4 separate regions of the Homo sapiens genome follow, and regions 1, 3 and 4 are each linked to region 2. A link is a contact called in ENCODE Hi-C or POLR2A ChIA-PET data. All regions are on one chromosome and are shown on one strand. Each heading gives the region's core, a stretch centred on a gene start or an enhancer-like site at or near the end of the contact. The rest is flanking DNA. Distances are from core to core; before and after follow the strand shown. Region 1 has its middle 49 kb from the start of KLRG2. Region 2 holds the start of KDM7A (lysine demethylase 7A). Region 3 overlaps HIPK2 (homeodomain interacting protein kinase 2). Region 4 holds the start of UBN2 (ubinuclein 2).

Region 1 (3,131 bases), core at 198-2,697, 740 kb before region 2:
GTCTGAGTACCTGTGGTGTGTGGTTTTTTTTTTGTTTGTTTGTTTGTTTGTTTTTTTGGAGATGTAATTTCTTGTTGCACAGGCTGGAGTACAATGGCACAATCTTGGCTCACCACAACCTCCACTTCCCGAGTTCAAGCGATTCTCCTGCCTCAGTCTCCCGAGTAGCTGGCATTACAGGCATGTGCCACCACACCCGGCTAATTTTGTATTTTTTAGTAGAGACGGGGTTTCTCCATGTTGGTCAGGCTGGTCTCGAACTCCCAACCTCAGGTGATCAGCCTGCCTTGGCCTCCCAAAGTGCTGGGATTACAGGCGTGAACCACTGCGCCCGGCCTTTTTTTTTTTTTTTTTTTGAGATGGAGTCTTGCTCTGTCACCCAGGCTGGAGTGCAGTGGCACATTCTCGCCTCACTGCCGAGAATGCAACCTCCACCTCCGGGGTTCAAGTTATTCTTCTGCCTCAGCCTCCTGAATAGCCGGGATTACAGGTGCCTGCAACTACACCAGGCTAATTTTTGTATTTTTAGTAGAGACAGGGTTTCAACCATGTTGGCCAGGCTGGTCTCGAACTCCTGACCTCAAGTGATCCCCCGCCTCGGCCTCCCAAAGTGCTGGGAGCACTTCAGTGTGAGCCACCGCGCCCAGCATCACGCCCAGCATCACGTGCGTTTTTTAACCTCACAGGCGATTCCAGCCAGCACCTGTCCCTGGGGAGCCCTGAGCCTGTGGTACTTGGCCCTGAGGCTGGGAGGAGCTGAAAGGCTCCTGATGTCCCAGACACAGGATGTTTGCTGTGAGGAGCTTGGAAGTTAAAATAGAGTATGTTCTCAGACTGCCAGGTTAATTTGCAGTTGGAATAAGAAGCAAGCCGTGAGAATCACTAAAGTGTTTCTAAGATTTTTATTGCTTGTCAAGTACATCCTTTAGGGCTCCGCGTCTAAATATTTAAGATTCCAGCTTTGCTCTTATCAGAGCTCAAATGTGGCCACAGTTCTCCCACCCTTTGCCTGGTCATAATTCAGAACCAACTTATCACCATGGTTTGTTCTCATTCTCCTTCTCTTACTCCCAACCAGTGACACCCGGGCTTCTGCTTACAGCTGGAGGCACTGGCCACCTACCTTCCTTCCTTGGCTGGGAGCATCAACAGCCAAGCCCCTTTACACGGCAGTCATCTTGATGAGTTGCTGGGGCCAAAGCCTGCCCTCCCTCCCTCTGTAAGCAGTATGGATTCCTTGTGGCCTTCTGAGCCTTCTCCTTGCTACTCAAGAGTTTCCAAATCAAAAGACTTGCAGCCTGTTCCTGTTTTTTAAAAGTATTTATAAAAGCTGAATGTCAATTTTCTACTTAGAGTTATAAATAGAAGCAGATGCTCTGGTTTGTTGATCAGCACGCTGTGTTCTTACAGGGGAAGTCAAAGAATCCGAAGTGTGCTTGGAGCATAGAACTAGCGCAAGAGGGCGCTAGTGAGGCGGTGCGGCGCGGGCGGCCAGGAGCTAGGGTTTGAAAACAGACTTCGGTTTGAGCCCTGAATCTGCCACTTAGAAGCTGTGTGCCCTTGGGAAGCGATAATAATACATTTACCAAAGTCAGACTAGATAACCCCAGCACTGAGGAGTTATCCACATCATCTCTTCGTCCTTCACAACAATAAATCTATAAGCTAGAAGTTACCATCTCCAGACTTACAGATGAGATTGCTGAGGCTTAAAAAAGTCAAAAAGGTACTCAAGGTATCATGATAGGGCCTGGGGGAGTTGAATGTAGTTTAGATTAACCCCAGGACCTACTACTTTATTTTTATTGCGTTTATTCAAAGGCAAAACCTGTAAGAGATGCCTAAAAATGATAATGGCTACCTTTCTTAAAAAAACTTTATTGAGATTTAATTTTCCCACAATAAAATTCACCAATTTCGGCTGGGCGCAGTGGCTCACGCCTGTAATCCCAGCACTTTGGGAGGCCGAGGGGAGTGGATCACTTGAGGTCAGGAGTTCGAGACCAGCCTGGCCAACATGGTGAAGCCCCATCTCTACCAAAAACACAAAAAATTAGCCGGCATGGTGGCAGGCACCTGTAATCCCAGCTATTCGGGAGGGTGAGGCAGGAGAATCGCTTGAACCCTGAAGGTAGAGGTTGCAGTGAGCCAAGATTGTGCCACTGCACTCCAGCCTGGGTGACAGAGCGAGACTCCGTCTCAAAAAAAAATCACCAATTTTAAGCATACAGTAAGTTGACAAATGTATCCCACCACTGCAATCATGATATAGAATAGTTCCATCTCCCCACAAATTCTCTCCTGGCCTCTCCCAATCCTCTCCTCAAACCTCTGGCCCCGGCAACCACTGATCTCTCTAGCATGAGCTTTATCTTCTCTAGAACTTTATATAAATGGAGTTATTGGCATACAGACTTTCATGCCGACTTCCTTCCCTTAACACGATGCTGCTGAGACTCACCCGTGCTGTGTGCATCAGCACATCCCACCTTTTCACATTGAGTAGAATCCATTGTAAGGGTGCCCCGCCGCTTACCCACTTAAAGTCATGTGTTTATTTGCTTTTTGTGTATCTTTTTGGTGAAGTGTCTATTCAGATCTTATATAGGGCCTGTAATTTTTTTTTTTTTTGAGATAGGGTCTTGCTCTGTCACCCAGGCTGGAGTGCAATGGCACAATCTTGGCTCATTGCAACCTCCACCTCCCATGTTCAAGTGATTCTCCTGTCTCAGCCTCCCAAGTAGCTGGGATTACAGGTATGCACCACCATACCCGGCTAATTTGTGTATTTTTTAGTAGAGACAGGGTTTCACCATGTTGGCCAGGCTGGTCTCGAACTCCTGACCTCGAGTGATCTGCCCACCTCAGGCTCCCAAAGTGGTGGGATTACAAGCATGAGCCATTGTGCCTGGCCGGGTCTGTACTCTTAACCCGCACACTCTACCTGCGCATTTTTTTCCTCGAGTCTCATCTATTAAATGGAAATAAAAACGCAAGCATGGAAGAAGACTGCTGCTGTTCCGTCTGCCCTTCCCCCACTGTCTAGGGAACCCCCCCCTTCACACCTCTGCAGTCACACGAATGTTTTAGTCAATGTGGACGTTTCCACACTGGTAACAGTGACAGCTTAG
Region 2 (3,322 bases), core at 613-3,112:
ATACGAAACGAGGACGCTGCCTTTCTTTTAAAGTGATAATTTACTGTGTCTTGTTTTCTGTTGTGAGAATCGGCTAGCCTGAAAACTGATTAAGTAAAACTGTACTTGAAAATTAAGTAAAACTTAACTACACCTAGCACTAAACACTGCAAAGAACATTGTGATTTACATGGTTTTCTCTCCCTGGACCAGTAGAGGGAGACTAAGACATCTGGCCTGGTCTTGTAGTGTTTCTGTAAAATTGGGGAGGGGGGGAGCGGAGGCTGTATTTAAATGTCCTGCTGTCAATCAAAAGACACTTCCTACAATCACAGTCACCATATCTGCTATTACTCGTGAGCGTGCTCTCGCCAAGAGACAACACCAAACGGGGCCCGGGAAACCGGCTTCAACTAAAGGTGACCGCAGGCTTTGCCACAACACCCAAATAAGGACTTTGGGAGCCCAACCCCAACTAGTTTCTTTGTTTAAATGCCTGTGAATCCCTCCCACGCCGGAGTCAAGAGGCTGTGGCGCCGCCCTTTATTAGCCTCACACTTTGATTACAAAACACACGAGTCGGCGGCCTGGCTGCGGAGGCGGCCCGAGCTCTCAAACGTCAAACCCGGAGCGCGGCGGCGGCTGAATCAGAGGGCAGCGTCCGCCGCCGCCGCCAGCCGGCCCCGCAGCGTCCGCCCGGCCGACTCAAGTTCGCCGGCACCGGCGCCCGGGCACAGCCGCAGGCGGTCCCGGTGTCGCCAGCTTCGAGCGATGGCAACTGCACTCTTTGTAAAGTTTAAGCCGCGGCGCGAGGGCAACGCAGGGGGTCCGGAGAAGCGTTCCCTTCGGGCCGCCGCAACCCACTCCATCTGCCCCAGTCCCGGCGACCCGGGTGTGTGCGGGGGCCCAGGACCGCGACCCGGGTCAACCTGCCGCCCGCCGGGGGCCCGGCCCCAACTTCCCCGGCACCTTTCAAGTCCCCGAGAGCGAGTGCCTCATCTGTTGCTCTGTTTACTCCGCGGAGCCCCGCCGAGCTGGCTGGCGCGGTCGCCTCTCCGGCCCGCCGCTGCCCCCGTCCCACTGGCCCAGGAAGTTTGATAAAGACGGGGAAGGGGGCGCGACAGGGACCCGCGGCGCGGAGGAGACGCGGGGCCGGGGCGACCCCATCGCCGCCCGGAAGGAAGGCAGGCGCGTCGGCCGGCCGGGCAGAGCGGCGGGGCGGCCGGCGACTCCGGCCGGAGCCCCGGGCGCGGCGGGGCGGGGCGGGGCGGCGGCGGCCCGGGCTGGCGAGGGGCTGCGGACCCGGCCGGCGCTCCGCCCGACGCCCCCGCCGCGCCCGCCCGGCCGCGTCCCCTCGCCCCAGGCTCCCCCTGCCAACTTATCCGCCGGCCCTCTTTGTTCGTGTTTGTTGTGGCGACTCTTCGCCCGGGCCAGGCGAGCCCACCGGCTCCCCTCTGGAGCCCGCCCGGCGAACCCGGGGCACCGCGCGCCCCACTGCCCGGCCGGGGGGCTAGGCACCGGGGCCCCCTGAAAGCTGGGCGCGGCGCGGCGGCCCGGCCCGAGGGAGGCGCGGGCGGCCGGCGGCGGCGGCGGTTGGTCGGTGGCCGGCGGTGGCGGCTGCGGGGCTGGAGGGGGTTTATTTACCTGCCGTGGAACCAGTCCTTGCAGATATCGCACTCGATCATGAAGCGGTTCACGTCGTACGGCTGCCGGCACACACAGTACACGGGCGGGGGCGGCGGAGGCGCCGAGGCCCGGCCGGGAGCCGCCACCGACACGGCTGCCGCGGCGGCTCCAGCTGCTGCTCCCGCGGCCACCGCCGCCGCCGCTCCGGCCATCTTTAAAAAACACACACACGCTCGCTCGCTACTCCGCTCGCCGACTGGAGCGAGCGCAGCCGCCAGCCAGCGCCGCCTCCTGCAGCAGCCGCGGCGGCGGCGGCGCCTCAGTGCGCGCGCGCGAGGCCGCGGCGGCTGGCGGAGGGGGAGGAGGCGCGCGCGACGCGCGAGGCCCAGACTCGGCTGCTTCCGGCGCTCGGCGCGGGGCCGTGCGTCTCGCGCACGTCTCTGGCGCCGGCGCGCGCTCCCCGCTCCTCTCCGCGACGGCCGGGCGGAGGGAGCTGTTGAAGGGCACGCAGGCGGCTGCGGGGGCGGAGGGAGCTGAGGCCCCGTGAGGACACGCGCGGTGGTGGCGGTGGCGGCGGGCGCGCGGCCGCAGCCGGAGGAGGACGGCGGGAGCGTGCGAGGAGCTGGCTCGGTTATTTCGGAGCGAGAGCCGAGGCCGGGGGAAGTTCCTGCGGAGTGCTCAAGGGCAGAAGAGGTGCCGCGTCCCGAAGAGGGGAAGCGGAGAAGTTTGCTGCTGCCCGGGTCGCCTCGCGACGCTGAGAGAATCGCCCAGCCCTCCGCAGCCGCCCAGCGAGAACCGGAGCTGCGGCCCCGCACCGGCGTGAGTCCAGCTGAGCTGACACGCCGAGCCGGTTGTGCCTTTCCGAGGGAGGAATGTGCCGTGGAATCCAAACTTTGGAAAACGTCCCACCCGAATTCCCAGCGAGCAGCAAGGAGACCAGAGCGTCGATGGAGCCACCGTTAGTTGCGGGAGGGCTGTCCCCAAGAGGAATTCATCACTGTCGTCCGCTGGGAGGGACCAACCTTGAAATGGGGTTGGTGGAGAGAGGGATAGAGAAGAGCCGGCGTGCTTATAAATAACAAAACTTAGCTATGAACCCTTCCGATTCCCAAGTGGGGAAGATGGGGTAAAATTCTAAGTGACTTCTCGCTCCGAAGAGGGATACCACAAAAAGCGGAGCGCAGGGTACTTGGCGTATAATAAGCCATCAATAATTTATGGGTGAAATTGAGAGCCAAATATAAGATGATAAACTGAAGAATAAAAACAGCTGACAAATACTGTATAGAAAAGATTGCGTTGGAATCATAACTGTGGATTGGAAGTGATGTTAAGGATTATTGGATTGAGTATTTGTAGCTGAATTTCTGCTGGCATTTCTATCAGTGGGGAAAGCCCTCACAGCTCCATAGGTAATTTTTGTTAGGGGAGGAAGAAGTGTTGTTCTGTCACCCACCCCCAGGCAAAGAGTCGCTGATCTAATTCTCCATTTCTTTCTTTCTTTCCTTTCTTTCCTTCCTTCCTTCCTTCCTTCCTTCCTTCCTTCCTTCCTTCCTTCCCTCCCTCCCTTTCCTTTCCTTTCCTTTCCTTTCTTTCCTTTCTTTCTTTGAAACGGAGTTTCGTTCTTGTTGCCCGCGCTGGAGTGCAGTGCAGTGCTGTGATCTCGGCTCATTGCAACTTCCACCTCCCGGGTTCGAGGGATCCTCCTGCCTCAGCC
Region 3 (3,277 bases), core at 25-2,524, 600 kb before region 2:
GGAGGGCAGGGAGGAGGAAGAGAAGGGAAAGACTCCAGAAGTAATAGAAGGGGCTTCCCTCTGTGTGTTGAGAAAGTAAAAATTTACTTGGGACCTGGCGCAGTGGCTCACGCCTGTAATCTCAGCACTTTGGGAGGCAGAGGTGGGCGGATCACCTGAGGTCTAGAGTTCGAGACCAGCCTGGCCAATATGGTGAAACCCCGTCTCTACTAAAATACAAAAAAATTAGCCGGGCATGGTGGCACGTGCCTTGTCTGTAGTCCCAGCTATTCGGTGGGCTGAGGCACAAGAATCACTTGAACCTGGGAGGTAGAGGTTGCAGTGAGCTGAGATCACGCGAGTGCACTCCAGCCTGGGTGACAGAGTGAAACTCTGTCTCAAAAAAAAAAAAAAAATTTACTTGGACTGAGAAAATCCCGACTTGGCCTGCCACTCACTGGGCTGGGATGATACACGGATAAAGCCAGCTGCAAAGTTATAGGAGAACATATTTCTCCCAAGGACGTACAGAAGCTGTGAAGTATCAGGATGCCCCAGGCTGGAGTGCAGTGGCATGAACCTAGCTCACTGTAGCCTTGAACTCCTGGCCTAGAATGATCCCCCCGCCTTGGGCTCCCGAGAAGCTGGGACTACAGGCGTGAGCCACCGCACCCGGCCAGGACACTCTCTTTGAGCAGCAGTTGCTTTCTTACTCACTGTAAAATCTTGTTCTCAAAATTATTGGCTCTCACAACATCTCTACAAAAAATTTTGAAAATTAGCTGGGTGTGGTGGCTCATGCCTGTAGTCTCAGCTACTCGGGAGGCTAAGGTGGAGGATTACTTGAGTCCAGGAGGCAGAGGCTGCAGTGAGAGCCATGACAGTGCCACTGCACTTGAGCCTGGGTGACAGAACAAGACCCTGTCTTAAAAAAAAAAAGTTGGCTCTCAGAAGCGTTGCTGTTTGAAGTTCTGTCAGTCCAAATAAAATAGCCCTCTTCTACCTGGTGAACCTAAGTCACGTGACAGAGACACGGGCTCCACTGATGACCTGGGGCAGCACTTCAGATGAGGGGCTCTGAACACAAACACCCCATTTATCTCACTTTGTTTCTAGAGAAACAGGGCCCTGAGTCCACCACGTGAGTCAGGCCTGATGCCGAGCCCTTGACACAGACAGCCCTGCACCCACAGAAACTCAGGTCACTCACATTTCACCTCAACCCACCCCCCTTCCTCCAGGTCCTGGGACAAATCTTACCCTTGACTTGGGGGCTGTGGTGTGCGGGCCCTCCCTGCAATGAGTCGGATGCAGGTCTGTCCCTGATGTCCCAGGCCGACAGGGCCGGGACACAGTGCTCTACCCTTTGCTGGGTTGAAACAGCAGTATGTGGGCCATCCTATTTTTAAGCTCTGGCACCATGTCACTAAGGGCTTTGTAACATTAGACAAGTCGCTTTGCTTTGGGCCAGCACTCTGTGCACTGGTGATATCAACTTCCCCAAGGGTGACCTGTGGTAGAAAAAGCCACCAGAGGTCACCAAGGGCATGTGCTGCCACCCGTGGCCAGGACTGCAGCCCTGTGAGGTGGGTGAGGGGCCGCCACAGCAATCCTCTCTGAAGCGGAAGGATGAGGGGATGGGGGCCCTGCCTGGCCTGGGGCGCCAGCTGTGGGGCTTACCTGGCTGAGATTGAGTGGCTGCTGCTGCTGGAAGTGGGGGCCCGGCCGCTGCTGCCGGTAGGTGATGGCTCCAGATGAGCTCCCTGAAGAGTGACCGCTGGTGGAGGTCACGTTGCTGGAGGACTTGGACTTGTAGGAGGACGAGTGGTGACTGGTGTTGACTGTGGCGGGAGGAGAAAGAGGTCAGATCAGTGGCAGGGTCCCAGCTGCCCAGAAGATGCTACCCCACCAGAGAACAGTGGTCTTCCAGGAAGAAACATGTGCCTGAGGCCGGGCAGTAACAAATCAGCCTCATCTCCCCCGGACCCACTAGGACTTTGCCTTGACTCTGGATGCAGTGGGGCTCTGGCTCACTCCCTCGGCTGGGAGGGTGGTCGGGGCTGCATGAGGGAATGAAGCAAGGGAAAGCGGAAAAGAATCAGGAGAGGCAAGGTGGGCTGGTGGCCTAAGGCCAGGCCCAGTGCCGTTCCTCTGGGAGGTGTTACTTTCAGCATCTGGAAAATGGGTAGGAGAGATCTGCTATAATTTGAATGTGTTCCCCAAAGTTCTTGTGTTAGAAACTTAGTCCCCAGTGCAAGTGTTTAGGGTGGGGCCAGTAAGGGATGTTAGGTCCTGAGGGCAGAGCCCTCATGAGTGTATGAGTTCATCAGTGCATTAATATTATCTCGGGAGTGGGTTAGCTATTGAGAGATTGGCTTTTTTGATGAAAACAAGTCTGGCCCCCTCACCCTCATGCTCTTTTGTCCTTCTGCCTCCTGTGCTAGGAAGATGCAGCACAAAGGTCCTTGCCAGATGCTGGCATCCTGTTCTTGGACTTCCAGTCTTCAGAATCGTGAGCCAAATAAACTTCTATTGATTATAAATTACCCAGTCTCAGGTACTCTGTTACAGCAACACAAAATAGACTAAGACAGGATCCCTGCTTGGTCCCCACCATGGGTGACTATGAGTATCAGAGGAGACAGTGTCTGTGGTGGGACCTAATAAACTACTAGAAGCTAAAATAACCCTCAGAGTCACCTGGTCCAGTTACCTGCCTCTAGGCAGGATGAGACTAAATCATCCGGGGAATGGCCCTGTGAGCCAAACATGGCCAAGCACAAAACTGCCTCCATGTTATTGCCAAGGGGGCTGAAGAGTGGAAAAAACACTGCAACCCTCCAGAGGTGACCTCATGGTCAGCAGGTGGCTCCATCAACAGTTCTCAAATGTAATTCCTGCATCTTGTTCAGTGCAGACTCTGGCCAGCAGCTCTGGGGGGCCCGAGCACCTGCATTTCTGACAAGCTCCCAGGGGGTGCCAGTGCTGCTGCTTGGGGGACCACGCTCTGAGTAGCCAGGGGCTCTGAGAGAGGTGGGTTAAACCCTGAGCTGGATGGCTTCCATGTTACCCAGCCAGAGAGCCAGGGGAGCCAGGAGCCTCTTCAGAGCCCAGTGGTTTTAACTCATCCAAGTATTTTCTGAGCTCCTGCCCTGTGCTAAGGACGGTGACTGTGTACCACCAGGGACGGGGGTGGCAGGGAGAAGGCTGAGAGCGTGAATAAGGAGGAGGCATCACAGATCACGCAGATGAGGTGGCGAGGCCAGAGGATAAACCAGATGAAGACGCTGACAGTCAG
Region 4 (3,184 bases), core at 579-3,078, 950 kb before region 2:
ATTCATGACTGCCTATATATCTGAACTAGGGTTTTCAATTTTGATCAGTTTAGAAGAAGAAAAAGATCAGGCACCACAGTGGATCAGATGTTCATGTACCACTGTCCTAATGAATTCTGGAGTGCAATAAACCTATGATCAGGCAAGAACTTCCATGGCATTAAATAAAATCTTTCCTAATTTGCTTCTATATGATGTTAACATTTTTTTCTACACTGTATTATAAAATATTTTATATTAAATTAACTCTGTTGCGTCTGTTGCTTTTACTTTATCCTAAGCAGTAGGTAAGTATTGTGAAACTTATATTTCACATATGCACATATGTGTTATGTATATATGGGTGTATATTCTAGGTTACAGTGTAAAATGTCTTACTGTGGGTTATGGATCAAAAAGTTGGAAAACTCAGTGGGTGAGAAGTTAGAAGATAATGTTGGATAAGTAACACACCTGTAGAAGGATTTGGCCCACAGACCACCAGTTTGCAGTCTCTGAGCTAAATTGTGGAGGATATTGAATATGAGTATACATACATAGAACTCAGTTTGTAGGTAAGTTGCAGCCAGAACAGAGAACGATATAATAAAAACTCTTTTAGAGACATTAATATGACCCCGTCTCAAGACTGGTGGGAACAGAGACTGAAGGCAGAAAGGTCATTTAAGTATCACTAAGGCAATCTAAAAATGAGACCCGAATTCAGAATCAGAAAAGGAGCAATAGGGAAGGAGATAATGTAGGTAAAACATGGCGCCGAGTAGAAAAGATAGGGTTTTAGAGCTGGGAGAGACCTTTGGAATCATAGATTTCATCACCATCTTCGTCCAAGTAGGGAAAGTAATAACAGGAGAGGAAAAAACGGAACCCTCTCAGAATTTGTCAATGACGTCACACTGACTTAATAAAAGAGCTTTCAATAGTTAATGCAATTAACAGAAGGCTTGGATTCCCTTCAGGATGTGAAGGGCGAGCCCTCAAATTTACTTTTTATTCAATGGATTAAAATGGCCAGTAATTCTTATCCTTTTAAACCCGACTTCCAATTAATTAATTACAAGTGAGCCTATGGGGCGTGCCCAATCAATTCCTTCCCCATCCTGAAATGGGTCCTTTAGCATTCTCATAAACAGTACGTTTCCTGAAATACCACTAAACCCTCTTAAGAAGTTTTCTATGATTTCAGCAGTTTAGGCCTTCTGAATGAGCCCAGAACTCCTCATCTGCTTGTTAATTTTCCAACTGCAAAGCGTTATTGAACATTTAATGACCCTGCCCCACGCAACGCCCACTGCGGCCGGGCGAGGGAAACCGGAGTAGGTCGAGGAAGGGGAGGCCTGCGCTTTCGGGAGGGAAGCCGCTGGGGCTAGTCTGGCTGAAGCTGGGCACTTCCTTTTTTCCCTCGATACTTAAGGCTACGGGGACACAGGGCGGGCAGGCACAACGGCTGGCGCGTCTCTCTACCCTTGCCCAGAGTCCGCCTTGAATAATCAGCTAACAACCCCAATTCCCTTGAACCCAGCACGGGAGACCCGGCGCCAATGGCTAGGTCGGTCTCAGTCCCATCCCGATGCTAGCCCCGGGAAGCTCCTGGAGCGCCTCTGGTTTCCGGGTGCGAATAGTAAACTGCTCGGGAAACCCCAGAACCCTCCCTTTGAGGAAGGGTGCAGACGGCGTCTCCGTTTCCACGGAAACAGGCCGAGCCATGTCGTCACTTCCGCCGACCTGTCTGGACTCCAGACTGTTGGGAGGAAAAGAGGAAAACTGAGCAACAGCCACGACAGTGGACGCGAGCGTCTCCTCTGTGCGCATGCGCCCGCTCAGCGGCCTGCTTCTATTTATGTGGGGGATCCAACATGGCGGCCGCGGCGACCCTGGCGATGGCGGTGAAGCCCATCAGAACGTAGTAGCGGGGAAGGGGACACGGTCCGCACTCACCGTGGCGCCGGCGGAGACGGCTGAGGGTGGTGGAGGGAAGAAAAGCGACAGAGAGCAAGAGGAAGGGCGGGCAGGCACGCAGCGCGCCGTAGAAGCGAGCGCCGGCTCGAGCAAAAGCGGAGGGCCAGAACAGTGGGGATGGCGGAGCCGCGCAGAGTAGCGTTCATTAGCTTGTCACCGGTGCGGCGGCGCGAGGCCGAGTACCCGGGGCCCGAGCGTGAGCCCGAGTACCCCCGCGAGCCCCCCCGGCTGGAGCCGCAGCCGTACCGCGAGCCGGCCCGGGCGGAGCCGCCGGCCCCGCGGGAGCCTGCCCCCCGCTCGGACGCGCAGCCCCCGTCGCGGGAGAAGCCGCTCCCCCAGCGCGAGGTCAGCCGCGCCGAGCCGCCCATGTCGCTGCAGCGGGAGCCCCCGCGGCCCGAGCCGCCGCCGCCGTTCCCGCCGCTGCCCTTGCAGCCGCCCCCGCCGCGGGAGTCGGCTTCCCGGGCTGAGCAGCCGCCGCGGCCGCCGAGGGAGACGGTGCGCCTGGAGCTGGTGCTTAAGGACCCCACCGACGAGAGCTGCGTGGAGTTCAGTTACCCGGAGCTGCTGCTGTGCGGAGAACAACGGGTACAGAAGATTCTTCCCTCCTGCCCCAGACCCCGGGAGCCTCAGGACCCGCCGCCTTCCCCAGCTGGTTTGCACCTTGGGACGCCCACCGAGCGCGTCCGGGTCGCCCCGAGGGTGGGGTGCGGGGGGCCGGGGCCGAGCGGGTGGACGGGGCGGTGAGCGCTGCTTTCTCCACTCCCCAGGGTGGCCGAGGCTCTCACCCGGCTGCGCCGAATCCCCAAACCCCCGGCACTCGCTCCCAACGCCGCGCCGAGCTCGTTTTCTTGTGCACCTTTCGGAACCTCAGATTTTCCTTCTTTCCTTTCTGCTCCCCACACAAAATCCTGGGGCCCTGCAGGCCGTGTGGCTGGGTTCTCCCTGTGGCGCTACAGCTGTCGTTCCAGTAGAAAGGAAGAGAAAACCTTGGGGGACACGCCCCCCAGTCTGAAGCAGAGATTGTGTAACCCCTCTCGTATCATCCTCATCCTCATCACTGTTTGTTTTGCTGGGCGCCGTGGCTGCTGAGGTGTGCTTGCGTGCCTGTGATATTTTTCTTAATCGAAGGGAATTTAAGAATAATTAAAGGTTTTCAGAGACTAAGGATCCCACTTTAGGAATGGAGAAGTGGGTTAGTTAATCTGGTTACTAATTTTTCTCTCGT

What was found. A loop is a pair of places that touch in the nucleus more often than their neighbours do. ChIA-PET counts read pairs that join two places held with the same protein, here RNA polymerase II (POLR2A). Pooled maps may share reads with other maps.
Region 1: a pooled map shows a loop between it and region 2 (2.8-fold over the local background). The contact joins the enhancer-like site here to the promoter of KDM7A in region 2. A Hi-C loop is called at or near these places in 1 of 50 pooled maps. POLR2A ChIA-PET finds 5 or more read pairs at or near these places in 2 of 52 experiments (BJ and activated T-cell).
Region 3: a loop to region 2 is called in a map of gastrocnemius medialis, with 2.5 times the contacts of the local background. The contact joins the enhancer-like site here to the promoter of KDM7A in region 2. A Hi-C loop is called at or near these places in 1 of 168 maps with a recorded cell type or tissue (gastrocnemius medialis). POLR2A ChIA-PET finds 5 or more read pairs at or near these places in 1 of 52 experiments (AG04450).
Region 4: a map of naive thymus-derived CD4-positive, alpha-beta T cell shows a loop between it and region 2 (14-fold over the local background). The contact joins the promoter of UBN2 here to the promoter of KDM7A in region 2. A Hi-C loop is called at or near these places in 1 of 168 maps with a recorded cell type or tissue (naive thymus-derived CD4-positive, alpha-beta T cell) and 9 of 50 pooled maps. POLR2A ChIA-PET finds 5 or more read pairs at or near these places in 1 of 52 experiments (MCF 10A).

What each region holds. Positions count from the first base shown.
Region 1 is chr7:139,433,289-139,436,419 of GRCh38, forward strand. It overlaps a transcript of KLRG2 not described here. Among named protein-coding and RNA genes, the nearest start is that of KLRG2, 49 kb to the right of the region's middle. Within about 2 kb of position 1,448, at least 11 of the 41 ENCODE cell types and tissues checked have a DNase peak (open chromatin) inside an H3K27ac peak, as active enhancers do.
Region 2 is chr7:140,175,121-140,178,442 of GRCh38, forward strand. KDM7A (lysine demethylase 7A) reads right to left here and starts at 1,863. Exons shown (of 20, transcript NM_030647.2): 1 at 1,624-1,863. The coding sequence starts at 1,817. KDM7A-DT (KDM7A divergent transcript) reads left to right here and starts at 2,141. Exons shown (of 1, transcript NR_024451.1): 1 at 2,141-3,322. RefSeq lists silencers at 592-871, 882-1,061, 1,702-1,801, 1,842-2,271 and an enhancer at 1,496-2,419.
Region 3 is chr7:139,573,469-139,576,745 of GRCh38, forward strand. It overlaps HIPK2 (homeodomain interacting protein kinase 2), which reads right to left. Exons shown (of 15, transcript NM_022740.5): 14 at 1,660-1,820. Among named protein-coding and RNA genes, the nearest start is that of CLEC2L, 51 kb to the left of the region's middle. Within about 2 kb of position 1,275, at least 5 of the 41 ENCODE cell types and tissues checked have a DNase peak (open chromatin) inside an H3K27ac peak, as active enhancers do; they include gastrocnemius medialis, where a contact is called at or near this core.
Region 4 is chr7:139,229,409-139,232,592 of GRCh38, forward strand. UBN2 (ubinuclein 2) reads left to right here and starts at 1,829. Exons shown (of 18, transcript NM_173569.4): 1 at 1,829-2,544. The coding sequence starts at 2,077. RefSeq lists enhancers at 1,610-1,769, 1,850-1,989 and silencers at 2,160-2,409, 2,620-2,839, 2,786-3,045.